5 separate regions of the Mus musculus genome follow, and all the other regions are linked to region 3. The links are chromatin loops, found by intact Hi-C in ENCODE. Cell type or tissue: left cerebral cortex. All regions are shown on one strand. Each heading gives the region's core, and the rest is flanking DNA. Links, peaks and the distances in the headings are about the cores only. Region 1 has its middle 26 kb from the start of Gm51629. Region 2 has its middle 110 kb from the start of Gm51629. Region 3 holds the start of Map2 (microtubule-associated protein 2). Region 4 has its middle 35 kb from the start of Gm51629. Region 5 has its middle 130 kb from the start of Gm51629.

Region 1 (6,415 bases), core at 590-5,589, 120 kb after region 3:
GATAGATAGATAGATAGATAGATAGATAGATTTAAAGGCTATGAATTTAAAATAGAATGAAGAAAGGTATATAGGAGGCTTTAGAGGGAAGAAAGGAAAGGAGGGAAATGAAGAAATTATATTTCAATCTCAAAAATAAAAAAGGCAATTAAAAAACATGAACACTATTAACTTGTGGAGGAATGGATTTATTTCATCTGCAACTCTTAGGTTACATTCCATCACTGAGGGAAGTCAGGGCAAGGACTCAAGGCAGAAATATGGAGATAGGAATTGAAGGAGAAACCGTAGAGGAATAGGCTTACTGACTTGCTCCCCGTGGGTTGGTCTGTCTGCTTTTTCATATAATCTCAGACCTCCTGCCCAGGGCTGACTCTACTCACAATGAACTGAGCCTTCCCATACCAATTATCAATCAAGGAAATGCTCCACACGGTTACCCATAGGTCAACTTGGTGTGGGCCTTTTTTTGCTTCCATCAGAGTAAAGGCACAACAGTAGCCCTTAACTGGGAAAAGAATTGGCATAGACAAAGATTATAACCAAGAATTTGGTTTACTTGCAAAAGCAAGCATCTTGGTTACTGCCTCAAACCTTGTACAGACAAGTAGAGCCTCAAAGTACGCTAGGAGGGTGTGTGTGAACTGTGCAAGTTTCTTGCCTTAAAGACTTTCATTGTTAATGAGCATGTGAAAAACTTTGAGTGATTTAACCTCTACTTACACACACACACACACACACACACACACATACTCACATGTGCTTATCTAAACATTTATTGCAGCCAATATTAAACCATTATGCTGCACTGTTATATGTTAAAAGTATACATTCCAAAATTTAAGAGATAGAGTTGGGAAGTTTTAGAGTTTTAGGTCGTCCCCCCAATGCTTAGTAAGTTTTTGTACATGCTAGGCTATGGATTCCTTGTCTCAAAAGTAAGAGTATATACATCCAAATATTAAAGTATCTTCATGGTAATAAGTGATAAAATTTTCTGTTTTGTTTCTTGAAGGGAAACTTGCTTTTTAAAACATAAATTCTGGCTAATGTTGGAATGAATTTGCTAGGCAAGTGCCAAACAATTACTCTCACGGCCAGTCTGTCATTAATTTCTTCACAAAAGCATAAATACAAGATGGATAATGGCTGATTATGCATCATTAAGCAGAGGAATATCCGGGGTTCAAGCCATCTCGAAAGGAACAACAACATCTCTACAATTAGGTTGTCATTCTGAGACATAATAACAGAGTCCTAAGCACAGAGACCATGAAGCACACTTCCACCCTGCCTGAATCATGTTTTATAGAAGACAGAATCACTTTCTGCCTAAGCTACACTCAAACCATCAATGAGCATTGGCAAGCAAGAAAACAAAGAAAGCAAATCCAGGATTGCAATGCAAGAATGAGGAGCAAAAATATTCAAGGTCAACATCTAAATCTCTTTTAGGATAAAAGAAAAACATAGAGACTTATTATTTATACATAAGAAAGATGAACAATGTTTGTAGAGACAATAGTGAGCCATTGCATCCCCTTTAGTTCTGACATGGAAAAATGATGTCAGCTTGCAAGAGTAGTGCTCAGAAAGATATTACACTGTTCCTGCATGGAGGCCTCCATATTTCTTCTTGAACCATAGCTATTATTTTAGTGTGGATTAAAGAGAAAAGGCAGCATGAGAGATGGGGTTATCTGCCACAGGTATCCACCACATGGTTGCTAAAGATGCTGAAATAAGCATCCATTCTTTAGTGTGGCTTTATTCAAATCCAACTAACAATTACATTCTAAAAATATACATTGTCAGAAATGTCATTATCAGAGACCGAAAAACATGAAATAGCTTGAGATATGTCTGAGGATCTCATAAGGAAGTAATAAATATCATGACTTCTCTCTAGGTAAATGACAAGATACAAAGAGTACAAGAATGTCTTTAGATTAAAAGGAAGAGACTGACCTGTGCTCAAAAGAAAGAGGCAGGTTGCAGACAGAATTCCTTTCTAGAGAGAAGAGCCTGCCAGGGGACCGATGAAAGTGGGTTTCATCTCCTTGAAGAAGCTAGGGAAACCCAATCGCTCGAAGAAATAGGTCTCTTTTATTTGCATATAGGTCAAACTTCCCCCATACTGTGTACTCTGAGATCACAGGTCCATTCCTAGAGAAACCTGTCATTTCAAACTCCCTCTTACTTTTTAGCTTTACCTCAAAGAAGTGATCAGGTTGACTCTAAAGGCTTTACTTGAAAAAACATATTTTTTTTTATTCCAATGTATTCCTTTGGCTCCTCCAATCCAATACTTCCGCATCAATTTCAAGCTGGCTAAAATCCCACTAACAAGCAACACAATCTTTGTATATAGAATTACAGACAGAGGCTAGAAATGGCTACAGCTATGCTGAGGTATGCATTTATACAATGCAAAGATTCACATATTATGCAGACAGTAACTAGGTTAACTGCTCATTAAAATGAGGTTTTTTTCAAGCAGAGAAATTGGACTTCAGGAGAAACCTGGCATCTCAAGTCCTCACTGAACCCACACAAATGAGGCTCAGGCCTGCAGAAGAAAAACAAGATGCCGGGAACAGAGCTATGTTTAGCCTCCTAGAGCTGTACCTACACACTGGGTAGCAACTGTGCTGAGGATCCTTATGAAGCACTACCATTCTGCTTAGTACGTGAATCAGTCAGGGACCAGTTAGAAAATGGGGTTTTGACAAAGGCATATTTGCCATGGCTAAGGAGGGATGCTCTGCAGGCATGGATAAAGATGGGATGTGCCAGATGATGTTATCATACCCAACAGCTACCAGAGGAGACAGAAGTCCAGAAGGGCACACTCTCAGAGCTGTACATCTTCTACCTCACTAAAATAGAGAGAGAAGTTGATTCTGCTGGGGTGATCCTAATTTCATTAAAAAAAAAATAGTGTCCAGGTAAGTGTCATGTCAGTATTTATGTGTAAGCAATTCAGTTGCTCTTATTCAAACTGTGTATACTTAGATTATATCCTTCAGGTCTCCCACTAGAGGTTATCGTCTTACAAGCTCAGCAGAGAACATAAAGGTCATATTTTAAACTTGATTACTGGTCTCAAAACCTATCGCAAGAACTGAGAATTTCTAAATTGTGGGTAGAAAATAATGGCTTGAGGTATATAATGCAGTTTTGATATCTTTAGATGATGTACAAGAAGCTCATTTTAATAAGATATCGTGAGGTAATTCTTATTAGAATCTGAATTCTTAAATTAATGTAATCAATTTTGAAATGAGCCTTTCCAAATTAGCTATCATAGTCCTTAACCACAAGGTAAGAATTTTATATTATTTATAAAATAAGAGATAGATAGATAGATAGATAGATAGATAGATAGATAGATAGATAGATGGAAAGGACAGTTTAGTAGTATACATGAACACTTCATTATGACTCATAGAGGAGTATGTGAACAGAAGCTAATAACAAAACATATAGGTAGTCAACTACTGTGATGCATTAAAATGGTAGCTTTTATACTGTAAGAATATAATTGACAAGTTCTATTTATATATTTTTACTAAAGAGAAAAATGGAAGTGAAATATCTCTAGCATTTATTAGATGACAATGAAGTCTTCACATGGTCTATGTGTCAAAAAAAAATCACTTATTACTCTTAAGCAGCCTCTGGATGGTTCCCAGTACACTGTGTCAAAGAAACTTCCACATTCTTGCTGAGGGGACTGCTTACTACTTTGTGCTCCCAGGCCAGTGTCTGTGAGGCTTTTTTAAAGCAATCCGCAACAAAATAGGTAAATGACTTAAAATGCTCCTTATACATCATTGAAAATGGGAAATAACAGCAATCACACAAGGTCACAAACACACACACACATACAACAACAGTGTCTCTAGTCTTTTTGTTGTTGTTGTTGTTTTGTTTTGTTTTTTCGAGACAGGGTTTCTCTGTGTAGCCCTGGCTATAGACCAGGCTGGCCTCAAACTCAGAAATCCACCTGCCCCTGCCCCTGCCCCTGCCCCTGCCTCTGCCTCCCAAGTGCTGGGATTAATGGCATGCACCACCACTGCCCCGCTGTGTTTCTAGTCTTATATCCCACCTATATTGTTCTGGAATGTAATCACAAACAGTGGTAAATAAAAAGCCATGGAGGATTTGTCCATCTCCCTGAGAAAAGACATTTTCCAGAAAGTGCTGCTACTGTTAACTTAGGGGCATCCCTTAGGAACTACTATTTTCAATAAAAAGACATTGAAATCGTGTTCCAGCTTGATAAGAAGTCAGCTAAAGAAATAGAAACCACCGGGCAGTGGTGGTGTACACTTTTAATCCCAGCACTTGGGAGGCAGAGGCAGGCAGATTTCTGAGTTTGAGGCCAGCCTGGTCTACAGAGTGAGTTCCAGGAAGGCCAGGGCTACAAGGAGAAACCCTGTCTCAGAAAACCAAAAAAAAAAAAAAAAAAAGAAAGAAATAGAAACTGAGGCTTCTGAGACTATTTATATGACATACTTTTGTATGATACCATTAATTTTAAACCACAGTGCACTTTCTGGAGATTCTTATTAATGCCATGGAAGCAATTTAAAGATGTTTACCATTGTTCCTTCTAATGTGTGCCCATGTGTAATATTGATTTTATATTTTAATATAAATAAAATAATTAGGAGGTACAGAACTTTTAAAATATAAAAGCTAACATAATTCAAGGCAAGATGCTCAAAACTATCTTAAAAACATGATTTATTAACCAAGTGACAGCTGTATAGATTAACTGAAAGTTGTGAGAAAGCACCCCTCAATACCCTATTTCCTTATGCCATTCATATGAAGTATTTCTGCAGTTCTAGAGCTCCCCAAAATGTTCCTTTTTGTCTGTAAGAAATTTTATGACTATATTATCTTCTCTATATTAAGAATAAAAGAATATATGCCTCACCTTCTGTATTCATGTGCTAAGTGGCGCAGTACAGGAAACTTAGCGCATTTATAACCTAATGGGTGACTCTCTAGTTGCCTCTTGATGCCAAGATGCTAACCTTTGGAGTTCCACAGTCTAACATCCAGAAAGAACTAGATATTAAGAAAGATTATAAAGGAACTATTTTCAGATAATGGAATTATATATACATATATAATCATATAATGGAAGCAATTCCATTATAATCATAATGGGGTACAAGACTTGCCCCATTAGCTTTTGGATTTTAATGATAGAACTATAGACCAAACTTCAGGTTCAGGATCTCCATATCTCTCCTGTCCCCAAACTCTATTCACAATACCCATAGTATGCATATTGTTACTCTACCCTTCAAAAAGGCAAGTGTCCTAGTAAAAAATAGCAACACCCTCTTGAATATTTATGTAGATGCTAGAGTTCCAAGACCCTGTGACTATTACATTGTTTTGGGGAAAGATCTTTGGGGCTTAATTAAGTAAACACTGTTAAGATAAAGAATTCCTTCGGAATTACCTGGATGGAGTCTAAATCCCCAAGATAAATGTCCTCATAAGAGACATAGGGGAGGTACAAGATATGAAGATGTCAGAGTGAAAATAGAAAGATGTAAGCCATGCACCACAAACCAGATGATTCCCCCAACATTTAAGGGGAAGCTAGAAACATTAAGGACTAGAGTTCCATAGAGCCACATAAGCACTTTGAATCCAGAATCCTGGTCTGCAGAATTGAGAGAGGATTTTATTGTTTTTTTTTTTCTTTTTTTTTTAATTAGGTATTTTCCTCATTTACATTTCCAATGCTATCCCAAAAGTCCCCCATACCCTCCCTGCCACGATTTTATTGTTTTTAAAGTTTTTATTGTTTTAAATTTTGTAGAAATTTGTTACAGAAGCCACACAGAATTAATATAGCCAGTGAAGGCTCTATGGACCTGTATGTGGTCTAGAGATTTGGCTCTATTAATGACCAGGATGTAGGAAAAATGGGGGCTATTAAGGTTTCTGGTTTGGAAGACATATACAGAGCATGGCCACCAGCTGAAACTATTAAAATGGTTGTTTACAGCTTTATTAGTTACACATTTCTGAAGCTCAAGTAATTATGTGGGGAATATTTGTGTCCCATCATTGTGAATGCTGCCCTAGCACTGATAGCCACTGTGCTAGCTCTCTCTGTATTGTTTTTCAGATCCAATGTTCCTTGAAATACGGTAAGGCATTGACACGGTATGATGAAAATTTTTCTCTTACTGGTGCTATGTTGTACAGGAGGAGAAAGGAAGACATCTGGGCTCTGCTTCATGTCAGTGCTTCCTGAACTTAAGCATGCAATTGGCTTTCTGTAAGAGCTTGTTGAAGATAAGAGAAGTAGAGGCAAGCTTGAAGATTTAAGCCATTTATCTATTTAAATGTGGCTGATAGAATATATTTTTGTACCGTG
Region 2 (6,415 bases), core at 703-5,702, 210 kb after region 3:
ACACTTGTAGCCGGGCGTGGTGGCACACGCCTTTAATCCCAGCACTCGGGAGGCAGAGGCAGGTGGATTTCTGAGTTCGAGGCCAGCCTGGTCTACCGAGTGAGTTCCAGGACAGCCAGTGCTATACAGAGAAACCCTGTCTCGCAAAACCAAAAAAAAAAAAAAAAAAAAAAAGAAACACTTGTTATTTATTTGTCTCCAGTGATGACTTTGGTTGATCATCCACATTAGAGATAAGGAAAGAGTAATATGATCCTTAGTTTTTCCTAACTATAATAAATACCCAAGATATTCAATTTACAAAGATAAAAGGTTTTGTTTGCCTTAAAATTCTAGAAATTTAAGTCCATTACTGAGAGTGTCTTTGTTGCCTTTACATTTCTGGTGATGAAGCCACATAATCACGGAGGGTCGTAAGCAGTAGGAAAAGGCTATTCACCTCATAGCCAGGGAATCAAAGGGAAGAGAAGAGCCTGGATCTCACTGTCTTCCTCAAGGCCATCCAATAATCTAAATACCTACAAGGTCCTAATGCTTAAACATTTTACTACCTCCTACCTGTATCATGCTGAAGACCATGTTATATAGACCTTTGACCACACTTAAGGTGCAACTGTAGCAAGCAGTGATGCAATGTCTTCTAAAAACAAACTTTTGACTCTGAGTACACCCTAGACAGATTTTCTGCATAGCTATAGAAGAAGTTCGTCTTTGGGGTGGTTTGCAAAATATATTCAATAATTGGTTCTTGCTACATTAATAGTTATTTTTGGAATGAACTAATCCAGTCTGACTTCTCTTCCTACCTTGATAATTATGTTCAGGCTTACCTGAAGTTAAAGAGTCTAATTAGTATCCCAGCTATATAAAACTTTATTGAGAGATTTTTGACCCCAACTGTATCTCACAGCAAAAAAAAAACGTGGTGGCTTTGCTGGCTTAGCTTTATGTCAAGTTGACACAGCTAGAGTCATTTTAGAAGAGGGAATCTCAATTGAGAAAATGCTTCAGCAGATTTGCCCTTTAAGCTAGCATGTGAGGCATCTTCTTGATTGATCATTGATATGGGAGGACCCATCCCACTTTGGGTGGTACTACCCTGGGCTGTTGGTCCTGCGTGCTATTCAAAAGGAGACTGAGCAAACTATGAAAAACAAACCAATGAGTAACATTTTTCCATGGCCCCTGTATCAGTTCCTACCTCCAGATTCTTTCCTTTAGTTCCTGGTCTGACTTTCCTGCATGATAGAGAACAAATTGTAAGATGAAATAAGCCCTTCCATCCCCAAGTTGCTTTTGGTCTTGGTGTTTTTATCACAACCAAGAAACCCTAAGACAGTACAGATGTATCGTTTATCTAAATTACTAGAAGTTAAAAATTAACATAATCTGTAAATTAAAAATTGTTTGTATATATGTATGTGTGGTTTTGTGTTTGTAGGTAGTCACATTGTGGTGCACATGTAGATGTCTGGTGGATGTTAGGAAACAACTTGTGAAAGTGTGAAAAGCAGTTCTCTCCTTCTACCATGTAGGTCCTGAAGATCAACTTTAGACCATCAGGCAATAACTGCTTTAGCCTTACCTTGCCAGACAATCATCTATCTATCTATCTACCTATCTATCTATCTATCTACCTATCTATCTATCTATCTATCTATCTATCTATCTATCTATCTATCTATCTATCTATCTATCTTCTATCATGTGTTTGTATCTGTCTGCCTGTCTGCCTGTCTGTATGTAATATGATGTGTTTGTGTTAAAATGCATATGGAAGTCAGAGGACACTATCAAGTGTTATTCCTCTGATGGCTGCCTACCTTTTGCTTTTGAAAGAAACTCTCTCGTTGGCCTAGAACTCACAAAGCAGACCATACCAATGGTTGCGAACCGAAGGAATCCACCTTTCTCCTGCCTAAGATTGAGATTACAAATGTGTGCCCTATGCCTCACTTTTCTTTTTCATTTGAATTTTGGGTTCCTCATGCATACCTATGAAGTGAGTACTCGATTGAATGAACTATCTCCTCTGCACTGTAATTTTTTAAGTGAAAACAATCAAATTTGCAAATCACTTTAACAAATATATAAACATCTACAATTCTATTACCAGTGTCTTCCTATGTACTGATAAATTACTACCAAATGCCACAAAATATTTTTCATTTCCTAGTTTCAGCTAGTGAAACTACTCATAGCTTAATGATTTTCTACAGATTAAGATACAAACACAAACAGCACATTATCATTCCTGGAAAATGAGTAATAGAACAATTAATATCTGAGAAGAATTTTTTATAGCTTACTTACTTGCCTACAATTTGGAGCTTAATTGAACCAAATTCTTGCACACTATAAGTACGCACTGTCTTTCCTCAGTATTAACACTATAATAAAATATGCAAACATTCGTGGCATTTGCCTCTACTCACTCTTCTTCTGAGAACAGAAAGCAAAAGGCTTTGAGAGAACTTAATCCCACTAAAATCCCTTAAGGTATTTTAATGATACTCATACAAACAAAAGGTGTATCAGTTACAGGTTATCTATGTCAATTCTCACACTTATTTTATACATTTGTGATATGTGTTGACCCAAGTGAAAAGGCTCAGTGTGCAGACCCTGCTGTGTGGTTTAACCGCAGTATTGCCAAAGCTTCCTGGCTGCATTGCAGATAGGTGTCTAGTACAACCTGTTAAATGGTTACCATCGTGAGTGAATTCTTCCTTTTAGAAAACTGATGATGTCCCTAGGAGTTTTGTCTTTAGAACAGTCAAGATTTTCTCTGCAGTTATGAGGCCTTCTCTCCCATTAAAGAATTTGGAGAACTGAACCCATGTGGATATAGAGTTGATACATTGATCTCTGCAGTAATTGAAACAACTGTGGATCATTATATGAATATAATGTAATATTTTTCTTCCTTGAGGTTACCGGGTTTCTAAACTAAACATCAGGTCTATACACATTCTTCTTTTCACAAATAGCCTCACTTTAAAAGCTATTAGTAGCCTACAACTTCAATTATTCTTTAATGTAGTGGTTCTCAACCTACCTAATGCTGAGACCGTTAATTAAGTGCCTCATGCCATGGTGACCCACAACCATAGATTTATTTCATTTCTACATAATGACTGCAATTTTGCTACTTTTATGAATTGTAATGTAAATATCTGAGATGTTGGCTGCCTAATATGTGACTTCCCAACCCACAGGTTGAGAACCTCTATTTTAATGTAAACTAAGAGAAACTGCTTGTCAATATGGTTATTCCAATAATTAAATGTATGAATGTTCAGTTAATTAAATAGGAATATAAATCCACAAAAATTAAGACCAAGTTGATTGGTCAGTAAAAAATTCACAATTTATAGTACAGCCTAGCAAGGCTATTTTGTTTTTACCACCATTGCTTTTTGCCTTGTCATATGCTTCTTCTAAGAAGCATAGTAACATGCAGAGCAGCCAGTTCCCTGTGCTGGTAAAGATTTAAGAACCAACAGAAGCTTAAGCTGTTTGCTGACTCAGCCTTCTCCTGGGGATCTGCCAAGCTGAGTTAAGACTGGAGATCCTCCCGGGTTCACAGGAAATTAGCGTTCAGTAAAAATATCCCCAGGGCATGTGTAAAATGTCACTTGCTGCATGTCTGAGATGTATTCTATAGAAAAGATGGAAACCTTTATTGTCTCCAGCTGTGGCGTATTCTGGTTCTTCCTTTCCAGGGCCCAGTCACTGGTGAGTTCTGCAGCTCCCAAGAACACATTCACTCATAGGCTTTCTTATAGCTGTTTTGTAAATTATGATGTTTTGGGACTTCTTAGAAATATTTTGAAATGTATACATGCTTCAGAACTGATATCCAGTGTTAGCAATGAAAATTTCAAAATTAGCAATGAAAAAACGTAAATGCAAAATCCTTAAAAAATCAGTTAAATATTTTGTATTACTCATTTGAAAATTTTCATATATATATGTATATATATATATGTATCCTAAATGATATTGATAACATAAACCTTGAAAGAAAATTGAAGTTACATTAAAACTCTTGTGAAAAGAAAAACAAATTTCCAAAATTTTGGATTATCTTCTATTACTGAATTAAAAAGTTGGATGAGGGCTGGAGAGATGGTTCAGCAGTTAGGAACACTGACCTTTCTTCCAGAGGTCCTGAATACAATTCCCAGCAACAACATAGTGCCTCACAACCATCTGTAATGGGATCCGATGCCCTCTTCTGGTGTGTCTGAACACAGCTCCAATGTACTTATATACATAAAATTAATAATAATAATAATAATAATAATTAATAATAATAATATTAGGTTGGATGAATTTCTCGACCCAAAAGAAGAAAAATTGAATAAAGCAGATATCATGTCATGTGAGAAAATAAGTTACACAAAGTCACCTGGAGACATAATAAATCTCTCTCTCTCTCTCTCTCTCTCTCTCTCTCTCTCTCTCTCTCTCTCTCTCTTTCTTTCTCTAATCTATCTATTAGAGAGACAGATATGAAGATATTACAGTGTATATGTATGTATGGAGATATAAAACAACTGTATCTGTATATGTATATATACTACAGTATACATCTATGTATGAAGATATAAACCACCTCATGTGGAAATGTTGACCTCAGTTCCCTTCTCACAGATGCAGACAATTCTGAGGTTTACCTCATGTCTCAGAGTTCCCTTGCTGGATCAAGCTGGAGCTACCCATAAGACATTTTTCTGAAGATTAAACCTTTGTCTGGTAACTTATACACCTCCAATATTTCCTCAAAATCTTACTTGCCCACAGATTTTCTTCTCAAGCTCTGCCTCTGAAGAACCTAACATTGCATAACAGTCAATCTGTTTCAAAGGAGACTGGAAAACCTTTGGCCTATCTAGTGAAACAGAACAAGGAAGTTATTATGCTTAAATTTCACTCGTCTTTCTGTATTAAAGGATCCTGGCACACTGCCTGGGTGGCCAGAAACCAGAGACTGGACAGCACAGAGACATGGGATAGAATTAAAAATGACTGGGGAAAATAAGTAAATGAAATGGTACCTAATTAGTTCTGCTATACTCATATACTAGAGCCTAGCCCAATCATCATCAGACAGACTTGATCCAGCACCTGATGGGGACAGATGCAGTGACCCACAGCCAAAAATTAGGCAAAGATCAGAGAATCCTATGGAATAGGGAGAGGAAAGATTGTAGGAGCCAGAAGAGTCAAGGATATGGCAAGAACATGGCCTAGAGAATCAGTCTCACAGGGCACACGGAGACTGAAGGGACAATCGGGGAGCTGGTATGGAGGTGAACTAGGTCCTATGCATATGCATTATGGTTGCATTCTCGTGAGATTCCTAACGTGGGAGTAGTGCTGTTTCTGACTCTTTTGCCGGCTCCTGAGACCCTTTTCCTCTTGCTGGGTTACTTTGTCCAGACTCAATATGAGGGCTTGTGCCCAGTTATGCAATGTTCCATTGATATCCCTAGGAGGCCTCCTCTTTTCTGCAGGAAAGTGGAGGAGGAGTGGCTCTGAGGAAGAGAGGACCAGGGGAGGGACTGGGAGAAGAGGAGTGAGGATATAATATATGCAAGAAGTTAGGATGTAATATATAAGAGAAGAATAAATAAAATTTAAAAAGAAGTTTTGAAGAAAAAAATAATACTGTCAATTTTAAATTAAAAAAATGAACAGTTTAGGATTGTATGTGAAGAAATCAATCTAATATGTAATTTGAAAAACTTCAGGTAAGATCAGTTTCTTTCAAACCCATTTGAGGAAAATCAAGCCTATAGTTAAGAGAAGTGGATACGCCAACAATTCTGTAGTGAGGGAGACTTCTTAAAACAATTAAAATCTTCTCTTTGGACATGGCATGACTACTGGACACAGAACTAACAACAGCTATGCTTACTTGCACTATTCCTGTTTAAAATCAAACGTGCTAGCACGGATCTGGTGACGGCCTTGAAAGTCCTCACTCCTACCTGAGGCACTATTGGCAGTTAATGGCTCCCGGGGGAGGGATAATCACCTTACTTTGGGATAGAGCCAATAGTAATTTGCCCATGCTCCAGTAGATGACCTCACACTCTGAACACGCAGGCAGAAGCCCTAAATGTACTCATTGAGTTAATTGTAGGAAGCTATCTGCATGGAAGGTGTGGAAAGGCATTGGAGGGAACAAGTTGAGGATAGATATTATCAAAATGCTTTGTATATATGTATGAACTTCTCAGACAATACATTTAAAAATATTTTAAAGTTATTTTTAAGAATACCTAGTCATTTGGGCATATGCTAAGGAGTGGTATAATCATATCATATGATAGATTTAGCTTTTTAAATTTGTAATAAATTTTATTTTGGTGCTTCATCAAAGAATACAATATATATTCAAAAA
Region 3 (6,415 bases), core at 866-5,865:
ATCGTTTTAAATTAGCACAGATATCCCAAAGCTCAAAATAAATATACATCTGAAAGCTAGGAATCGACCATGTGGTGTGTGTGTGTGTGAGTGTGTGTGTGTGTGTGTGAGAGTGTGTGAGTGTGTGTGTGTGTGTGAGTGTGTGTGTGTGAGAGTGTGTGAATGTGTGTGTGAGTGTGTGTGTGTTGTGTGTTGTGTATGTGTGTGCGTGCGTGTGAGTGTGTGTGAGTGTGTGTATGCATTTGTGTGTGTGAGTGTGAGTGTGTGTGTGTATGTGTGAGAGTGTGTGTGTATGTGTGTGTATGTGTGTGTGAGTGTGTGTGTATGTGTGAGTGTGTGTGTGTGTGTGTGTGTGTGTTCTACAGGGGTTTGGTCAGAAAATAAATAAAGAAAGAAATAGACAATTTTCATCAAATACAACAAAGTATTTTCATTTACTCTAAGTGAAACCTCCAAAAAGAATGATTTGTCCCACATCCAAGAGGTATGGAGGTAGGGATGGGGCTTGTTTGAGGCTTAGATACATAATTCTCCTGACGAATTTCTGAGACAAGGAAAATGCATAACCATGTCATTTCATGTCATTTGTCTTTAAGAACAAAACGTGGCATCTCTTGGGAGAGCACACTCATTTATTTATTTATTTTAATTCCTTCTCCTGTTCAGAATCATGTATGGTTGAGCCTACGCGTTGGAAGCCTGAGGACAGTGCCATGTGTCTCTTCCTCTCTTGTGCTGGGACTACCCACAGAAGCCGGGCTCTTCAGCAATGCTTGTGGGATGAATAAATTAAGTCGCTCGTGATTACCCATTGCAGAGAAAATGAACCTGCTGTAAATCCTCCGATTCATGGTGTACACTCTCACGGCTAGAATCTTTCAAGCTTATAGCGGTTGTCTCAGCCATTTTTTAAAAAGTATAGTTTTTAGAAAGCTAAAAGTATGAAATATTTTCAACTGACAGTCTTAAAGGAGAATTCTAAGGAGGATTCTATCGGGATGCCAGGAAAAGGCTTAAGGGTGGCACTGACTGGTCTCTCCTCAGGAAGGCAGAAAATGTCTTCCATTTTCTTTCTTTCTTTCTTCTTCTTCTTCTTCATCTTTTTTTTTTTTTTTTTTTGGTAAATGACTACTATATAGGTTTTGTGGACAAGAACATATGTTAAAGTCAGAGATAAAGTTAAAAAATTAAAGAGCAGGCAGTAATCATAACTGCCCTTTCAAGTCAATATACACCCTCATGCTAAGTTTAAAAATGATTATTTTTCATGTAAGGCTTGAGGCCCAGATCAATGGATTCAACTGCTTTCATAGCAAGAGAAAGGATCTATTTTCTTATGTTATTAATTCTGAATAAAGCATATGATACTAAGCTCTTTTGAAAATTAACCATTTCTGACTTTAAATATATTTCCTGTTGTATACTAAAGATATTGTATAGAAATTATAATATTTTATTCACCAAATTTCACAACACTGAGTCATCCCTGGGCTTCAGTCTCCAAAGCTCTTCCCATCTAAAAGGGTGAACCATTTTATTTAGAATATTTATTTTTTAAAGCATGGATCCACAGGAAACCTCCATCTAAAATAATTTTTAACATGTTTCTCTTAAGTTCAAATAAATATATTTTCTTTGTGATACACATATTTCAGACATTTTGTTAACTGTCACAATGACAAAAATCCAAACATTACAGATGAGCTAGGCAAGCTGATATTTCTTAGTATTTGCAGCATAGACAAAAGGCATATATTTTTTAGATACTTTCTATTCAAAATAGCCTCGGCTGATGGTGAAATCTGCATAAGAACTCCTACATCTTCTAGACAAAGATCAGACAATCCACTCTGGGATAAAAAACCAGCCATGAGGGTAAACCTAAAATAAAAGCATTCCAATTCTTTCTCAATTGCCCTTCCTTTAAACGTCCAAATAAATCATGCAGTACCTTTTAATTTTCTGACTGAGTGCTTCCCAATCAGTGCTTCCTCTGTTAGAGACAAGCTGAGGAACCTAGAGAAACAAAAGAAACACATATATACATATAGGTTTGTCAGATAAATATCAAAAATCACAACTCACCAATAAGTCCATTCATCCTTGATATCCAGATAATAAATGTATGCCTTGGAGTCTGGAGCACAAAAAAGGCAGCGCTTGGATTTTAAGCTCAATAACGTATTTAAAACACAGTATTCCGAGGCCACATAAAGCTGATCCTTTGAAAACGTGGATTAAAAAGAAAAGAAAATGTAAAAAGCCCTAAAGCATTACCGGTAGATATGCAGCAATACCCCTCGAATGGAGTCTGTAAGAGCTGCCACCGCAGAACCCTGCTTCAGGAACACTCCCTCTGTTCTGTGTCGCTAGCTCCAGACAGACGCAGTCTGAAAGCCACCAGCTCCTGTCTGTGTGTGCCGTGGAAAGGGAAGCTGCAAATTAGAAAAAGTCCCCGCAGTGGCGGAAAGGAAAATAAGGCAAGTAGGAGAGGGAGAGAGAGCTCACTAGGCTTAGAATTTTCGAGAATGATGACAAGCCACTCAGCTCCGCCATCATTCACTGACAAAAGGATGCTGCCTCTGGCTTAGGATTTAGCGGTTTGCCATGGGGACTTCTGGTACCAAATGCCTGACAGGCATTTTAATTGCCTCCATCCAAATGTGTCCCCAGGAGTCAAGTCTATAAGCCTACGAATGTCATCATCTGGTCTCCTTTGTGTCACACACACACACACACACACACACACGTGGGGGCGGGGCAGGCTTAGAGAGACTCGTTTTCAGGAATATAGGATTACAGGCAAGTTAAGCTACACAAACTGGACATAAGTAAATGATCATTAATTGGAATTTTATTATCTATATGAAGTATACTAGAGATAGTTTGAGGTTTTGTCATTGACAGATGAATACAATATTTAAAAACTATCCCATATTATTATTTATGTCCCAAAAAGGTATGTATTAAAGAAGTGTATATACTAGTATATATTTTTCTACAGAAAATTCAAAGGCTTTGTAAATATGATAACTACAAGCTTGGCAATGTGTCACTTCAAGGCTAGCCATGTGATATCCCTCTGCAATCATTTTATTCTGGTTCCATACAAAAGAAGGTGACAACCAGTTTGAGGACTGGGACTTTGCTGTCCCTGAGGTGAAGGTTATTACAGGGAACTCAGTGTTTGGCATAACCAGTCTCCCCTTCGTGTTAGCAAATGAAATTAACAATTGAATATCCCTGTCATACAGTGTGCTTTATGTAGGGGACTTAACTGTAGAATAATTCTTCACCTGTATTATCCTGGAGAAAATGGTTAATAGATGAATTGGTAAAGCATTGTTAGAGCCCTGAACCAGTAAATGGAGTAAATTTTCTGTGTATCAAAAGGGCCAGCTGCAAAGAAGGTTGCTGAGAGGAAGTATCACCATGGTTACCGGAAACAAAAAGCAAGGGGGTGGGGGTTGGAGAGAAGGGAGATGCCAGGAAGAGAGAACAGGAGTACAGTGGAGAAAATCTGGAGACAAAAGGATACAGTTCCTTCTCCTCCTTCTAGAAAGCTCTGCCTCTGACAGATTTGTGTTGTGCTTTCAATTCAATTAAGATGGAGTTTCATTTCCTGCTGCCATGTTCTTCCCCATTTTTGATCATGAGCTAATTTTGCTTTCATAAATATTCATTTTTTTTCTTTTCTATGGGATTGATCCAATCCATATCTGCATCTTCAGAAATCACTCAGCCTCACAGATGAGAAAGCTGGGGCCTGAGGGCTACTACATCCTAATTCCCACACAGAGGCAGCAGCCTGGCTTCCTAACTAGCCCACTGGGCTGTCCCCTCTCACCAAGTGACTTTCTCTTCTTTCCTCTTATGCTGTTTGAAGGCAAAACAGAATCCAGTAAGATCCTGTGCCTTTGATCTTGTCAACCTTTCATTTGCAGAAGCAACATTCTCCCCTTTTAGGACACACTGCACTAATCTTACGAACCAGCTTTGCCTACTGTCTGTGCTGGACTGTGTATAAGGCCACAGAACTTGGGTGATCATAGCAACAGCCCTTCTTCCTTTTACATTCTGGCAGTCAGATGGATCAACTGCCCTTTGCAGATCTATCTTGTTCACCCAGCTTAACCATCAGGGCCTGGGACTTCTGACATTATTGGCATTGTTGTTTTTACAAGCATGAAAGTGGAATATCAAACTGAGCCAGGGTTCCCATGTTGATCGTATATATCACAATGTAAATCTTTCTGGGGTTATCTAAAACAATGATGCTGGAAAACTGGAAGTCCAGGTGTATTGTATGCATGCATGTGTGCATGCCAATGTGTGTGTATGCGTGTGTGTGTGTGTGTGTGTGTGTGTGTCAGTGTGTGTGTATGCATGTATTCATCTATGTGCATGTAGAGGTAGAGATGTCAGTCAAAAATCTTTTTTTACTACAGATTTAAGAAGTGATTTTCCTCAGCCTATGAATCACAAAAATGACTGGCCTGATAAGATATTCTCAATGGTGCAATAATAACAACATTTTTATTGGGGGGATAACCAACAGCTGTCTAATTAGACTTAAGGACTGCTTAATAGGAAGGAATTCATGCCTGGTACTGTGTGTGGCTCAAGCCAACTACACATGGCAGGAGAGTCATAGACCCTCGAGGAGAAGCTACTCCTGCTATTTTCCTAAATTAATCTAATTCCTAACTACATTCTAAATCCCTGTCCTTTCACTTATAGATTAGTACAGTTCTCAGGAATTCTCAAAGAAATTTCTTGCCCCATCAGAATGCAGAATCACAGAGATCCAGGGCTGATCAAAACATAGAGAATAAGTGACTATGGTGTACCCAGTCATAATTGGTAATCTACATCGCAATGCTATACCCAAGGCTCAGGGAACATTCCAGAAGAGGGGCTGGAAAGACTGTCATTGCCAGAGGACCTGCTGAGTTATAGTGTCATTTGCTCTCCTTCTGGACAGAACAAAGAAGCTGAATGCATGAGGTCTTAAAAGTATGGTTTCCTAAGCAAGATGTGTATAATGAAGGCATCAGTTGACAAGCCAGTGTGGCTGGGGTAAATTTCTTGAGGCCCTAGATAAAGGGCTGAGACAGAGAGAATCATCTCTCTCCAAGGATGATCCCCTGATTGGTTGCCCAATCCCAAGTAGTTAGTCCTAAACACATGTACATTTGAACAACACCAGATACACTCAATTCTCTCTGTCTCTCTCTCTCTCATATAATACAATAACAATTAAAGAAGAGAAGGTCATGAGTGGAAGTGATATAAAACATGGGAGGACTAGGAGTTGGAGCAGGGAAGCTGTATTGAGAAAGATGTTTATACAATTCTTATATATGAAAAAGATTTTTAATAGTGTGAAAGTTACATTAATGGATGATTAGTTCAAAGACAATAAAAGTCATCTTTGTGGTACATATGCTTTCCCTATTATTCATATTAAGCATTCTATGTGAATGCCATATTTTACTTACATTGCCATAAAAATCAGTATTTTGATTTCTACTGTATGATTTACATTTATTTAAAATTTAAAATAGATTTCTCTCCTACTTCCTTTGAATTCTGCAAAGTGCCTAGCAAGAGGCTGCAAGCTCTTAAATGACCAGAAAGAGCAGGATTGTCTTCTGTTGATATTATAATACACTATGTTTGAATTTTTTAAATTAAAAAATTATCATAATAGTTAATGAAGGCTTCTTAGGGCCAAAATACTCTGACAATCTTTTTAAACTTGACTATAGCTGAGCATGATAGTTCATGCTTATATACTCTCAATTCAGAAAGAAAAGAGGGGCAGAAAAACATGTTCAAGGCCAGACTGGATCACAGAGTGAGACCTTGTCTCAAAATGATTAAGACAATAAATAGTATGCTTTTTGCTTTAAAAATTAATAGAAAATATGTACTCTCGCCCAGCTGTCTTGATTTTGTTATTTGAGATAATAGGCAGATATGTAAGCATTTTGCAAAGAATTATGATACCAAAGTCTGCTTAATATAATCTTTTTTTCCCTTCAGCTAAGTTGGTCCACATAAACCAATAAATATTACAGTTAAACACACCTGACAAAGATGACAGAAGGTAAGAAGGAGAGATGGAAGAAAAGATGGGAGGGCAAGATAGAAAGATAATTATCAAAAGCTATCACAGTATAAATTATACAGATGGCAAAAGGTGTAAATATCTAGCTTTAAGAGAAACTACAAAAGTACACAGAGCTAACTAGTAAAGGTTCTTGTCCTTATTGCAGCACTATGCAGATCACTGAGGATACCAAAACAACCCAAGTGTCAGGTGAGAATAGAAAACATGTGTGTGCTGCAAATGCTTCAGAACAAAAATACATGTAGATATTGTTATTCCTGAAACAAATCAGCACAGGTT
Region 4 (6,415 bases), core at 816-5,815, 130 kb after region 3:
CAGGCTCAACCAAAAGCTTTTGATGCAAGTGTCTTTCATGCTTTCTCAAATCACATTTTGTTGAAAAGCAAACTAAATCTCAATTATGACTCAATTTTAAAATAATTCATTATAATTGAATTCTAGCAGAATGACTCACATACTCGACAGTCATTACTACATTGATATTTGGATTATATTTTGATTTTAATTTTCTCTCTAACTATAAGAATTTTTTCAGATCATGAGTCAAGGATCAACCTGAATTGAATTAAAAATGTTTTCCAATATCTCAGTCTCTCATAAATGCTAGTGAACTGGTGTACTCAATTGGAATGTGTTTACAATTGACTTGCGAGTCAGTCACATGTACTTGTCACACAAGATCTTTGATTACAAGGCACTAATTAGCATTATAACATGCTCACCCATGTAAGGTTTAGTCATAAATTATTAATTTCCATTCACTGATACTAATGGAATTAGTCCTTGGGAAAAGATCAGAAATACTGTTCGAGAGAGACATAAATTCCAAATTCTCATTTCCTACAAAGACAAAGTTCAAGGTTCTACTTATCTGAAGTAGTTTGAAGAAAACCTGTAATAATTTTCCATGTACTATTAGCTGTTACTTTATTTGGCCACTTATGGTCATTAGGTTAAGCAAGGCAACACAGATTTTAAACATACCACATTTCTTTGGATTTTATGAAATGCTAGCATCACTTTAACATGCAAAATACTTACCTGGTGTATGAAATAAATTTTTATAGTAAACTATACTCAGAACTGAAAATGAAAACAGAAAGGGTTCTCCCAGGAAAGGAGGGGAGACACCTGAACAAACACAAAGGAATCCTGCCATTGTCTATATAATGCTAAGGTAATAATAACCACTGCAGAACAAAAATGATGACAAAAAGTACACAACCACAGAACATGATCTTTTCTTAGAGGAATTTTACCCCAGCTCCCTATATTAGCATTTTTTTCTGTTATGAGTATAGAAATATTTTAGAAAATATGGTGTTTTTCATGTTTTATTGAAGCTCAGTACATGTTGTCTGACCTTAAAATACCACAATAATTTAGGGTTAGGGTAAAGAATTGGGGTGAGAGATAGTTTCCCAAGGTTTGGGTGTGATGACGAGACAGCTAGCCTAAGAGTGAATGATGAAGACACTGGACAAGTAGGTCAAGAAATATGATGTAAAACATACTTGTTGCACTGGATGACTGGACTACAACTAGCTCCCTATAAGATATAAAGCAAGTACGAACTTAACCAAAGAACCCACCAACAAAAGCTAAATAGGACCATGAACCAACTTCGCTGTTCAGTTCAAAAATATCACTTTATTGCACAGAATATGCCAGACACTCCGCTAGAAACTGGATTTACAAAAATGAATATGATAGTTCCTTCCTGCAAGAAGTATAAATATTCAGCGACATGCAAATATAAAAGCAGGTTTTGAAAGATGAAAGCAGTTAGTCATAGGGTGGGGGTAGGGACTCACTGGAGAAAGAAGGAGCAAAGCAAGTGGTGTCTGGAGACTCCAGTTGTTTGGTGCTTCTGAGGCCAAAAATACAGGCAGGGAGTGGCTGAAAATAAGCCTGAGAAGATAGCATGCTTTCAGACTTGTGCGGCTAAATTTAATAAGCTATATTAATAAGACATTGAAGGAAGGATTTTTAAGAGGAGAGCTGTGGTTAGAAGTGCAGTTTCTAAAGAGCACTGGCTCATACAAGGGTTGACTTTAATGGGAAAAGATTGGAGGCATGGAAATCAAATATTGCATTTTTTAGATGAAAGGTCCAGAAAAACTTCAGCGAGAGTAAAGATGGAAAGATATATATTTAGGACATATATATTTAGAAGTCTGCGATAACTTTTGGTTTCTTATTTGGGACACTTGCATGACATAAGAAGGGATCTGAAAGAAGGGTGGAGCCTAGTGGCTGCTGAAATGAGTTTCCTCCTATGAACATGGCGCATTTCTGCTGTCTAGGGGCAGGCATAAAGGCACGTGGCAGGTACTTGAGTATATGAGCCTGACTTTCAGGGAAGAAGTCCTAGCTGGGGGTGGGGAGGACAAAGGCAAAATACAGATGCTTATCAACACTGTAATGGTGGAAATGGTCCACCACTGTGAGAGGACACATACCAAGCCTTCTCTTATTCACTCAGTTAATGAACTGAGTTTCAGTCCTTAACCATTTGAACAACCTCAAGGATGTTACCATCATACAAAAGACAAAACCATAGATGGATAGGTATTTCATAGCAACCTAAATAAATCATCCCATGCCCTCGAGAATTTGAGGTTAAAGGTTTTCTACTTTCTTCAATTGAATAGTTTGTGTCTCTCTCTCACACATACAAAAAAAAAAATACTGTTCTAAAGCAATGTTTTACAGTTCCTTTCCACTGACATTTCATTCTACCATTTCAGAACCACTAAATATCAAGACTTAATGTATACAGCCAAAATAATATACACACCAGTTTGGGTTATGTGCACCATTGATTAGGACAGTTAAATCTTTACAAAGCACTCAAATTTGAGCACAAATATAACAGAAACTAATTGATTGATGAAAATCCTCAAGCTTGAAAGATTTCATGGGTTTTCTCATTGTGGCTAATATAAAACCTCTGGCTATGTTTATAATCTCACTATTCTGTCTTAGGGTAGCTTCCACAAAAAGCCATCTGTTTCGATTCATAAAACCACATGGATTGAAAGACAACCCATGCTAGTAGCCCTGTAGTCCTCCAATTCAGAGCCCATCTACTGTGATGAGGCAGTGATGGTGTGCATGGGCTCCCTGCACAGTTATCCTGTAATTTGGACCCAGGCCCAGCAGAATGGAAGGTCTGTCTCTCGATTAATTCAGCTTTCCAGCTTCCTCGCATCCCAGACAATCCACGGGTTGTGTCCACTCAGTTCCTTATAAATCACTTCCCTCTCAGCTTGTCACTTCGCCATTTGTGACTTGTCCATAGTCGGAAACCTTCCTGAACTCTTTTCTCGCTCTGATGGCACTGATATTGTTTGAAAGAAATAGCTCTCATTATGCCCTCTCGATAATTTACATGTTAATTATAACTCCAAACAGCTGCCTTCCGCGGTGAAACGCAGTACAATAATTCCTTCAGCCGTGCCTCCTTTCCCGAAGCATCATCTCCTCCAAGGGCATAGCAAGTAAAAGCATCCTCAGGAGATTTCCAAGCACTGTTGTATATCATCTGCAGGCAACAAGAACCCCAAAGAGTCCCCAAGAAATGGTTGCTTCATAGTAAATCTGATGGATTGTTTTAAGACTTACTACATGATTAAATAAAATGTGACCATACAGAAAATGAGTAAAAAGATTCCACTTATTACCTTTAGATATTTTATTTTAGCGACACACCAACTCCCCGAAGGGCAATGACAATTGATAAAAGGTCTAGGGTTGAGTCTCTTCCCAAAGCCTAACTGCAACCTTGTTTGTTTGTTTTTTTTTCCCAATAGCTTTCATACTTATATCCTTAAGCACAGCTATGTGTTAAAAACCATATTTTAACACATCATGACCACAAATGGTCATTTTAACACATAACCATATCATGATGTGACTCTTCTTTAGCTAAACATTATCATATGGACATTTCTTTCTCCAATCGTTTTTAGTTATTCTACTTTGTTTCTTTTTTATTAGACAGGGTCTCATATGTGACAGACTGGCCTTGAACTTGTCATGGAGTTGAGGATGACCTAACCCCTAACCTTCTGACCTTTTAGCCTCTACCTCCAAAATGGTGTTTTAAGTACTTTTAATCGAGTAAGCTAGTGATGATGAGGTCTTTCCTCGAAGCTTGTTGGTTACCAATAGAGTGTGAGGTCTCTGCCTTCATCACTGGTCAATCAGCTCCTGGATGGAAAAGGCACAATCTAATTTTGTTCTTTATATTGCTAATATGGCAAGTTACAGGAAGGGGTCTCTCATTGGTTTTTTATTAAGAAATGCAGAATACAAAGTAGACAGTCTCAATGAATGGATATGTTTTCTCTTAAAGGCTCCTCCTTGATCTAGCCATCCTCTGTGACATTTGGTTTTTTCCTAATTTAAAAAAAAAAAGAAAGAAAAAAAAAGCCGGGTGTGGTGGCACACGCCTTTAATCCCAGCACTTGGGATGCAGAGGCAGGCGGATTTCTGAGTTCGAGGCCAGCCTGGTCTACAAAGTGAGTTCCAGGACAGCCAGAGCTATACAGAGAAACCCTGACTCGAAAAACAACAAAAAACAAAAAACAAACAAACAAAAAAATGTGTTTACCCAGCATTCTAACCACTACAGGCTTGGCAGAGCAGAAGCCTAGTAACAGGGTGAATTGACTTACACACATGATGAGTTACTGTGTTTCCTTTCCAGTGCATCTCAGAATATGAAGCTGTCTTGGAGGTAACAAAACCTATTCCCTCACACTGTAAATTGGTAACTGGAAGACCAGAAAGTCCAATGACTTTCTTCAGGTGTTAGAGAAAACACAAGGATAATTACAAGCTTCCTATGTTTTTCAAAGGCAAATCTGTGTATTCCATAAAAAATGGATATTTTTATTTGATACCTCCAAATTTTACTACTCAAAAAAGGCACCACTTCTTTTTTCTGTTATAGGATGAAAAATGTTTGCTAATAAAGTTTTCTCCTAAACAAACTGTTCTAAAACTATTTGTAAGTTCATTTAAAATATTTACTATGGACTTTTTTTTTCATCCACAGTTTTCTTGCCAGTAAGAAAGGAGTCATTGCAAAATAGTGAGAATAAAATGTTAGTATAGATATCATATACAAACAAATACAAATTATACTTTCACATGGTGGCATATTACCTACTTAGAAAGTTAACTTAATGTATTACTCAAGGAAAAATATCTAAAATAGAACCATTTTATAAAATGGTCCTGATCTGCTTATTGCAATCTCAAGTGCTAATCATATCATAATAGAACTATTTTAAATTTATCATGACCAAACACTTATTGCATGGGGTATAAAGAACTACCCAAAAAGGTCAGAAATTGATATTTGTTGTATGACAAAACTTTTCCTAGGGACACAGAATACATGCATCCACTCACCTCAGACAGAAAACTCATATCAGACCAAAGTACAGATAGCACTAAAATCCAACTTGCCAAGCTAATTTGTTTTACTGGGGCTACTTATAGGAGGATGATGACGAGTTACTTACAGGATCAGAAGCTGCATCACCAAGGCCCACTCCTTCTGTGAAACTTGGAGCACACAGCACAGCCTGCAAGCAGATGGACAGATAGGAGATTCTCCTTTCCAAGTGACTCTGGTCTAAACCTCTACTGGGCAGCTTGGCTGGTTTCTGCTTCCTCTGGGCAGCTTGGCTTGCACTGTAGGCAAGCTCTTCACGAACTGAGCTACATCCCCAGTACTCTACTCTATTTCAATGATATTCTTTTAATAATCTACATCTAAGTGAAATAGCATAACATCTGTCCTTCTGAGGCCAGTATTTTTTAACTCTAAAATGAAATCCTTATAAAAACTGTTATAGACTTTTCCAAAAGAATTTTTTTCAATTCTATTATTGGATTAAAATATGAGCATTTATATAACATAGGTATCATAAATTTGAAATACAGTTTCTGTGTTAAAAATATCATGTGTTTCAATATATATACACTTAGATTTTGTGAGGGTGGTAAATAATAAGAAATCTGACTCCCAGGAGTCATGATGTAGGCTGTGTCTTCACTCCATCTTGAAGACTCTGACACAAGTCCAGAAGCAGCATGAGCAAGCCCTGCTCTGCCAAATCTAATAGCTCTCTGCTCACTAGAAATACATTCCACATAGGCCTGACTCAAAGCTCTGGGCTTAGTGATGGGTGCGGACTTCCTCATAGAGCCTTGCTACCTTTCCTAAAAGTCTGAGAACCTCATAGGTAGATAATCATTTGCAAAATGCTATTGAAGGGGTTTTCCACCTTTGTGTCCAGAAAAATGCTAAATAAAATCACTGGAGTTAACTACATGATAAACTACATTTTTCTTATTTATCACAGGAAGTAAGGCCATGGCTATTTAATTTGTTCCAAAATAACTGGTGACTGTTTTTTGTATGTTTTTGAAATGTCTTGTGATATGAGAAGGAGCCCCAGAGCATATAAGCTATTTTTTAAAACTGGAAATAATCAATAGAAAAATGAAGGTTAAATATATAGGTGCTATTTATAAATTTATTTACAAATTCAGTAAACGGATCTCTCTCTCTCCCTCCCTGTACCCTTGTCCCCCCTTTCTCTCTCTCTCTCTCTCTCTCTCTCTCTCTCTCTCTCTCTCTCTCTCTGTGTGTGTGTGTGTCTCTTTCTCTCTTTCTTTCTCTCTCTCTCTCTCTCTCTCTCTCTCTCTC
Region 5 (6,415 bases), core at 446-5,445, 220 kb after region 3:
TACACTTCACAGTCAGGCAATGAGCCGTAATTAAGTTACTTTTTCTTTCAAAGCAGCCCCATGAATCTGCACTATTAGAAGGTAAATGCTCTTCGGGTGAGGAGGAAGAAGATTGATTTATTTGATGTGAAATAATTTTTAATCTTATCTTCAAAATGCTGCAATGCTTGATGGGTGTTCTGTTGAAGTTTACCCCTTTTTTTTCTCACTTAATGGTAACTTATGTCTTTAAAATGTTTTCTCAATTATTTCCATGATGTCTCAGATAGGAATCAGACCAAATTAAGCAATTATTAAATAGTAGTATAAGCGCCATAATGCTTGAGTAGTAATGACAAAAGGAGAAACAATGAAATGAAACATAATGTTGACCATCAAAGCATCCACAGCTTCCATGGTAGAAAGAAGTCTGTCCATGCACAAATCAATAAGCGGGGCAGAGAAAATAATTTTTTTTTTAAAAAAAATTCACAATTTAATCTAGAATGTACAAAAACTCTACCATATGGCACCTTGCTTCTTATCTGATTTGATTCATTTTAAGGCTACTTAATGAATTTTTAGATAACTCAAGCCAATGCAGGTATAGTAAGGAATGTTATTATAGTTGTCTTGACTCTCAGTTTGCACTTGCTACACTTGAGGCCTCCTCATAGTATTAGACAAAGCAAGGAAAACCCAGAGATGGAACCAAGCAAACAGTAAACATAACAGAGACAGCTGATCCAAACTGCAGTCTTTGTTCCCAATTGGACAGTCCCACTAGAGAAAACGAAAGCCTTCTTTAGCGAATAATGCATTTTACATAAATTTACTTATTTGTACTGCAATTAAAATTTAACAGGGAGCTAATGATAAATATACATTATAATTTTTCTTTTTTATAACAAAGTGTATGTTTGAACAAATTCAATAAGGAGCATAAAATAAACTATTTCAATGTTTGGACATTTATTTACTTACTTATTATTCATCCATTTGTAAGCCTGGGGATTAAGTCTAGGACGTCACATATGCTGGGCAAGTGCTGTACCACTGAGCTACATCCTCAGTCCTGGAGACTTACTTCTAAATGGAGAAATGTCACAGACTTTATGTCAGACATCTTTTTTATTGACAGCCATGGGGCTCATGGGACACTGATTGTGTCACTAGGCTGTCAGCACCACGTGGCTTAAAATTTTGATGGAAAAGTAGGAACTACAAATCCAGACAAGCACAACTTTTCACATGATATTTCATAACTCAAGATTCCATTCTCATTAGAACTCTCTTTCAGTGATATTACAAAAATTTGCCGAAATTGCGTTTTCAGAATGAATGCTGACTCTTCATATGTTCACTAAAACTGAAAACTGTCAGACTCTCTCAACCATCTACCTCCATAATCAGAAATATGGAAGCATGGGAATTTAAACAGGTTCCTCAAATAGGCCACCACTATTCCTGGTATACTTGTAGGTAAATAGGAAGAAAATTACATTGTGATTTCATTTTCATTTGTTTCAATGCTTAAATTTTCCTCTTGAAGATTCTCTTTAAAACCTGGGTATTAGAGATATTATTTTAATATTTTTGAATTTTTTTTAGAAATCTTTTTGTTGTCATCATTTCTGATTTAAGTTAAATGTGGTAAGCAAATAGATTTTGAACAATGTTTCTTTAATAGTATCTTGAAGCTTCTTAGCACAGAATACAGCTTGTTATGTTCTCCACCCCAACCCTATGTGTGTGTGTGCACGTGTTTGTTTGCATGTGTGTGTGTGTAAAGAACATTTTTTGTTCTTGTTGAAAATTACCTATGAAGGTGCAGTTGACCTTGCTGCCAGGCTGCTGTGCCACCTGCAGAACTTCCTGGGAAAGTTTCCACATTGTATTGTGAAACCTCCCTAGGGGTGAACTTCCCTGGATGCCACACTTGCCAGGTAAACACTGTAGGAGCCAGAAGAGGAAGAACACACCAGGAGGAGGGAGGTCTTTCTTCACGTGCAGGCTCCCTCTGCTGCTGAAGCTTGCTGGAAGGGGCTTTACTACATTAAGTTCCAGCATGGCACATACCCCCAAGAAGAGTGGATTTGAAGCTAATAGGTAGCTCTGGCTAGTGTGCCCAAAACAGAATCATGTGGAGAACTCTTGCTAATATTTATTACAATGTGGCTTGTTTTTATCACACGGCAAACTAGTAGGGGGGGTCATATCAGTAACAAAGCTAGAAATTCAAACTTCTTGAGGTAATCTACTTACTAAGTGGAATCATGTCACTTTCTTATGATTCTCCTTTACTACTTATAAATAAAATAAAACTGCTCTACAGATAAATGAATTTATCATTAGATGGTGCTATATGCCCATGTCATTTAATATTTTCCCAATAGCTAGCATTTTATTTTAATAATTGTGGCTTTATAAGTTTATGTAAAGGCAACTTGAAATTAAGAAATTTACAAATTACCTAAAATTTAAGTAAGATATGGCAAACTAGGTGCATTTTTTTTTTTAGCAGAACAGCAACAAAGCAAAGCAAAACCCTTAGAAAATGCACAGCTTGTGTGTGATTAACATTGACCTGTGAACATGTACCTTGGCTACACACCACTGTACCAGGTGAGTCTGTTGCTATTGCTGTGGGTGCTGGGCATCTTTCTCCCCATTTAAATCTGTTCATCTTGATAGGGCTAGAGATATCAGAATTTGAGCAATCTTAAGGCTGTAATACGAGAATCTGACCCATAGTAAGGTCCGCCTCCCCCCCACCCCCCATCTGTTACTGCATTCTGAATCATCTTTCCGTTCTCCATTTCTGAACTTAGAAAAAACTTGAATTTTTCTACCTGATCCAATAAATACCAAAAAGGAACAAAGTAAAGAATAACCTACTTGGACTTAGTGGCATTCATTCACTCATGCAAAATTATACGGTGTCATCATGTTGTCTAACAAAGCAGTCTGTAGTGAAAAAGATAAAATATCTAAAATTTCCTGAAGGAAGTGTTAAAGAAATAGTGCATATAAGGTAATTATGTATGCTTTATGTATGTGTGAGTGTATGTTCTAGAGTATAGATAGGGTCTCATCCTGCAGCCCAGAGTGGCATGGAAGCTTAGCTCTTCTGTATCCTTTTGAGTGGTAGGATCTCAGGTGGTTCTTAAGACCAAACAGATTAGTGTTGAAATATTTATTTTAACATCTTCAAAATGCATAACTTCTCGTTAAAACCTGAAGTTCCTGTGTATAGTGAACTGTGTATGCTCCTGTACGTAGCCATTTAATTTCAGAAGGCCTGTTTCCTTATCAGAGAGGGATAGGTGTGGATTCAGTGGTCTGTGTAAAAATTTGTTTTTGTTTGAATTTAAAAAGAAGTATGTTTTGAACATTTGAGAAGTAGAATTTAGATATTATAGCAGAACTTTTCAGATGTTTAGTGCCAGCATTACTGTCACACTTCCCTGACAGTTCCTCTGATATTCCATGAGATGGTGCTATGTCACTATATGATGAGTTCCTATTTGCTATTTCTCATAGCCTGTCACAGAGTTATGGGTTGTAACTATTATTTCAAAAACTATTACAGCAAAATGATATATATAATTTATAAGAAAACAATTAGTGATCAAAAATTACTATTTAAATTAAAAGTTGAAAATTTTCATTAAGTGACAGATAATAAGCATACTAATAATTGTGGAGCATATGTTAGTCTACACTGAGAACTGCCTTTCCAACTTAACATAAGCTTTCAAGTGTGACTGAGGAGTGATTGATTTAGTTATATAATAGATTTATAGGGAAAACATATCTTTCTAACTATGTGCAGTAGTCCTACTAGCTCATAAATGCTCCATGTCATCGGTACCTGCCTAAATAATAATTAACGTCAGCTATATCTATTAGAGGTCATAGAGTCAATCAGGAGATAAATACAGGATTAACCCGGGTTCAATCATAAAAATAGGAATTAACCATTTCAAGCAGATAGTGATTTGATATAGTATTGTTTTTCCCAGTGTTTGGGAAGGTTAAATAAATGAAAATGGTGATGGAGAAGGCAGGTATATTTTCGGAGACTCAGAGAGAGTGGGACTCATGTTTGTTGCCCTGTGTGGTGGATCAGAGGCAGACAATGATGACACCTCTCGGAGACAAAAAACAGCTGCCAATGCTGCTCTATAGAACTGAGGCTGTGATTTGCCTTGGGATGCGATGCCATTGTGACAGTCATACTGAGAGAGAATTCAAGGTGTTTGCTGCACAACTCATACCTGCTGAATCTCAATTCCTGATTGCAGGATTCTCTACCAATGTCTTATTTGTACAGGAGTTCAAGAAAATACATGGTAAGGAAATTAGGGAAGTAGTTCCCAGGTGTTTTAGTTAGGGTTTTACTGCTGTGAAAAGACACCATGACCAAGGTCAGTCTTACAAAATACAACATTTAATTGGGGTTTGCTTACAGATTTAGAGGTTCAGTCCATCATCATCAAGGTGGGAGCAGGGCAGCATCTAGGCAGGCATGGTGCACACAGAGTTGAGAGTTCTACATTGTAATCTGAAGGCTGCTAGTGGAAGACTGACCTCCAGGTAGCTAGGTGACACTCACAGTGACACATCCAACAGGGCCACACCTACTAATAGTGCCACTCCTGGGCAGAGCATGTATAAACCATCACACCAAGGTTGTGGCCATAATAATAAACAATACAATGTATAAGAGAGTCAAACAGTGCTTAGTGTTGCAAGCAATTCCCAGCACACATTGTGTGGGATGTTTGTAAAGGTCCACTACTCTTGACAGCTGAATGTTGTTGTCTTTTTAAAGATAATTTTATAAAGTATTTATTTTTATCCATTCATGTGAAAAATTCTGTTGGTTTAACTGGGTCTTTGTATTCTTGTAGAGAAATTTTAAGATAAGAAGTCAAGAGTAATCTACTTGTTAGTAGATCTTTTTTCTTTCTTTCTTTCTTTCTTTCTTTCTTTCTTTCTTTCTTTCTTTCTTTCTTTCTTTCTTTCTTTCTTTCTTCCTTCCTTCCTTCCTTCCTTCCTTTCTTTCCTCTCTCTCTCTCTCTCTCTTCCTCCTTTCTTTCTTTCTTTCTTTCTTTCTTTCTTTCTTTCTTTCTTTCTTTCTTTCTTTCTTTCTTTCTTTCTTTCTGGGGTTAAATCTAAGGCTTTGCACAAGTAAACAAGCACTTTATGACTGATCACATCCCCAGCCCAATGTATCTCTTTACCGAATCCTAGTATTGTAAGCATTCTCTCTTATGAAGACAGAAAGAGCAAGGGTATTTGTTGAAATCCAAGAACTGGCTCTTGGTTTTTTGTTGTTATTTTGCTTTGTTTGCTTATTTGGATTTTTTTTTTTTGGTTTTGGTTTTGGCTTGGGTTTTTGTTTATTGGTTTTTGTTTTGTTTTTTGTTTTGGTGAAATGTTTTCAAATAATTTAAATGCATATTTACACCAACATTGGAAGCCTAAAAGCCTTTAAGTTTGAAAATTATGACAGACCAAAAAGGAAAAGAGATGAAGGAAGGACATCTGTGAGATGGCTGAGCTGCAAACCCTGACAACTGGATTTCGATCCTTGGAACATGGTTGGAAGAAAGAACTAACTGACCCTTTAATTTGTCTTCTGGCCTCCACAAACATGCTGAGACATTGTACTGGCTAGTTTTTTGTCAACTTGACACAGCTGGAGTTATCATAGAGAAAGGAGCTTCAGTTGAGGAAATGCCTCCATGAGATCCAACTGTAAGGCATTTTCTCAATTAATGATCAAGGGGGAAAGGCCCCTGTGGGTGGGACCATCTCTGGGCTGATAGTCTTGGTTCTATAAGAAAGCAGGCTGAGCAAGCCAGGGGAAGCAAGCCAGAAAAGAACATCCCTCCATGGCCTCTGCATCAGCTCCTGCTTCCTGACCTGCTTGAGTTCCAGTGCTGACTTCCTTGGTGATGAACAGCAGCATGGAAGTGTAAGCCGAATAAACCCTTTCCTCCCCAACTTGCTTTTTGCTCATGATGTTTGTGCAGGAATAGAAACCCTGACTAAGACAGACATATATCTTACTCTTTCCTCACCATTAATCATTGTAAAAAAATTACATAAATGGAGGAAGAGAAGAGCAAATATGGAGGAAGGAAGGGAGAAATTAATGCCCAAGTGTTTATTTAACATACTAAGATATTTGTTTAATATCTATTTTGGAATGGGAAAGAGGAGAGGTCTTGATTAAAATTGTGTGAATATTAATCTTGACTTTTTCCATGTCTTCGCACATGCCAAGCAAGGTACTTTACCACTGAATCCCTGAAACTCAAGGTATTATATGTCATTGGAACAGACTGAGCTCAGGGAAAGCTAAAAGTGAAGTAAGAATATGAAGAAGAAGGTTTGCTTCAGAGACAGCAATAGCCCTTTGTCA

Evidence for each region. A loop is a pair of places that touch in the nucleus more often than their neighbours do. Peaks named below come from ENCODE experiments on the same cell type or tissue, not always from the same donor. Only the 100,000 strongest peaks of a DNase experiment are listed, where the experiment ranks them.
Region 1: a loop joins it to region 3, with 2.4 times the contacts of the local background. A loop is called at or near these places in 2 of 42 quality-filtered maps.
Region 2: a loop joins it to region 3, with 2.9 times the contacts of the local background. A loop is called at or near these places in 4 of 42 quality-filtered maps.
Region 4: it touches region 3 in a loop (2.7-fold over the local background); 2 of 42 quality-filtered maps call a loop at or near these places.
Region 5: it touches region 3 in a loop (2.5-fold over the local background); 4 of 42 quality-filtered maps call a loop at or near these places.

The regions. Positions count from the first base shown.
Region 1 is chr1:66,201,907-66,208,321 of GRCm38, reverse strand. It overlaps a transcript of Map2 not described here. Among named protein-coding and RNA genes, the nearest start is that of Gm51629, 26 kb to the left of the region's middle. In left cerebral cortex, for the core only: no CTCF peak of the experiment used is centred there; a DNase peak (open chromatin) is centred at 2,590; H3K27ac peaks cover 1,306 bases.
Region 2 is chr1:66,112,658-66,119,072 of GRCm38, reverse strand. No RefSeq gene overlaps it. Among named protein-coding and RNA genes, the nearest start is that of Gm51629, 110 kb to the left of the region's middle. In left cerebral cortex, for the core only: no CTCF peak of the experiment used is centred there; a DNase peak (open chromatin) is centred at 3,537.
Region 3 is chr1:66,318,005-66,324,419 of GRCm38, reverse strand. Map2 (microtubule-associated protein 2) reads right to left here and starts at 2,696. Exons shown (of 15, transcript NM_001310634.1): 1 at 2,278-2,696; 2 at 1,952-2,016. In left cerebral cortex, for the core only: no CTCF peak of the experiment used is centred there; DNase peaks (open chromatin) are centred at 1,927, 2,441 and 3,466; H3K4me3 peaks cover 2,419 bases; H3K27ac peaks cover 3,305 bases.
Region 4 is chr1:66,191,989-66,198,403 of GRCm38, reverse strand. It overlaps a transcript of Map2 not described here. Among named protein-coding and RNA genes, the nearest start is that of Gm51629, 35 kb to the left of the region's middle. In left cerebral cortex, for the core only: no CTCF peak of the experiment used is centred there; DNase peaks (open chromatin) are centred at 1,949, 2,873, 3,108, 5,260 and 1 more place; H3K27ac peaks cover 710 bases.
Region 5 is chr1:66,097,087-66,103,501 of GRCm38, reverse strand. No RefSeq gene overlaps it. Among named protein-coding and RNA genes, the nearest start is that of Gm51629, 130 kb to the left of the region's middle. In left cerebral cortex, for the core only: a CTCF peak has its summit at 3,467; a DNase peak (open chromatin) is centred at 3,448.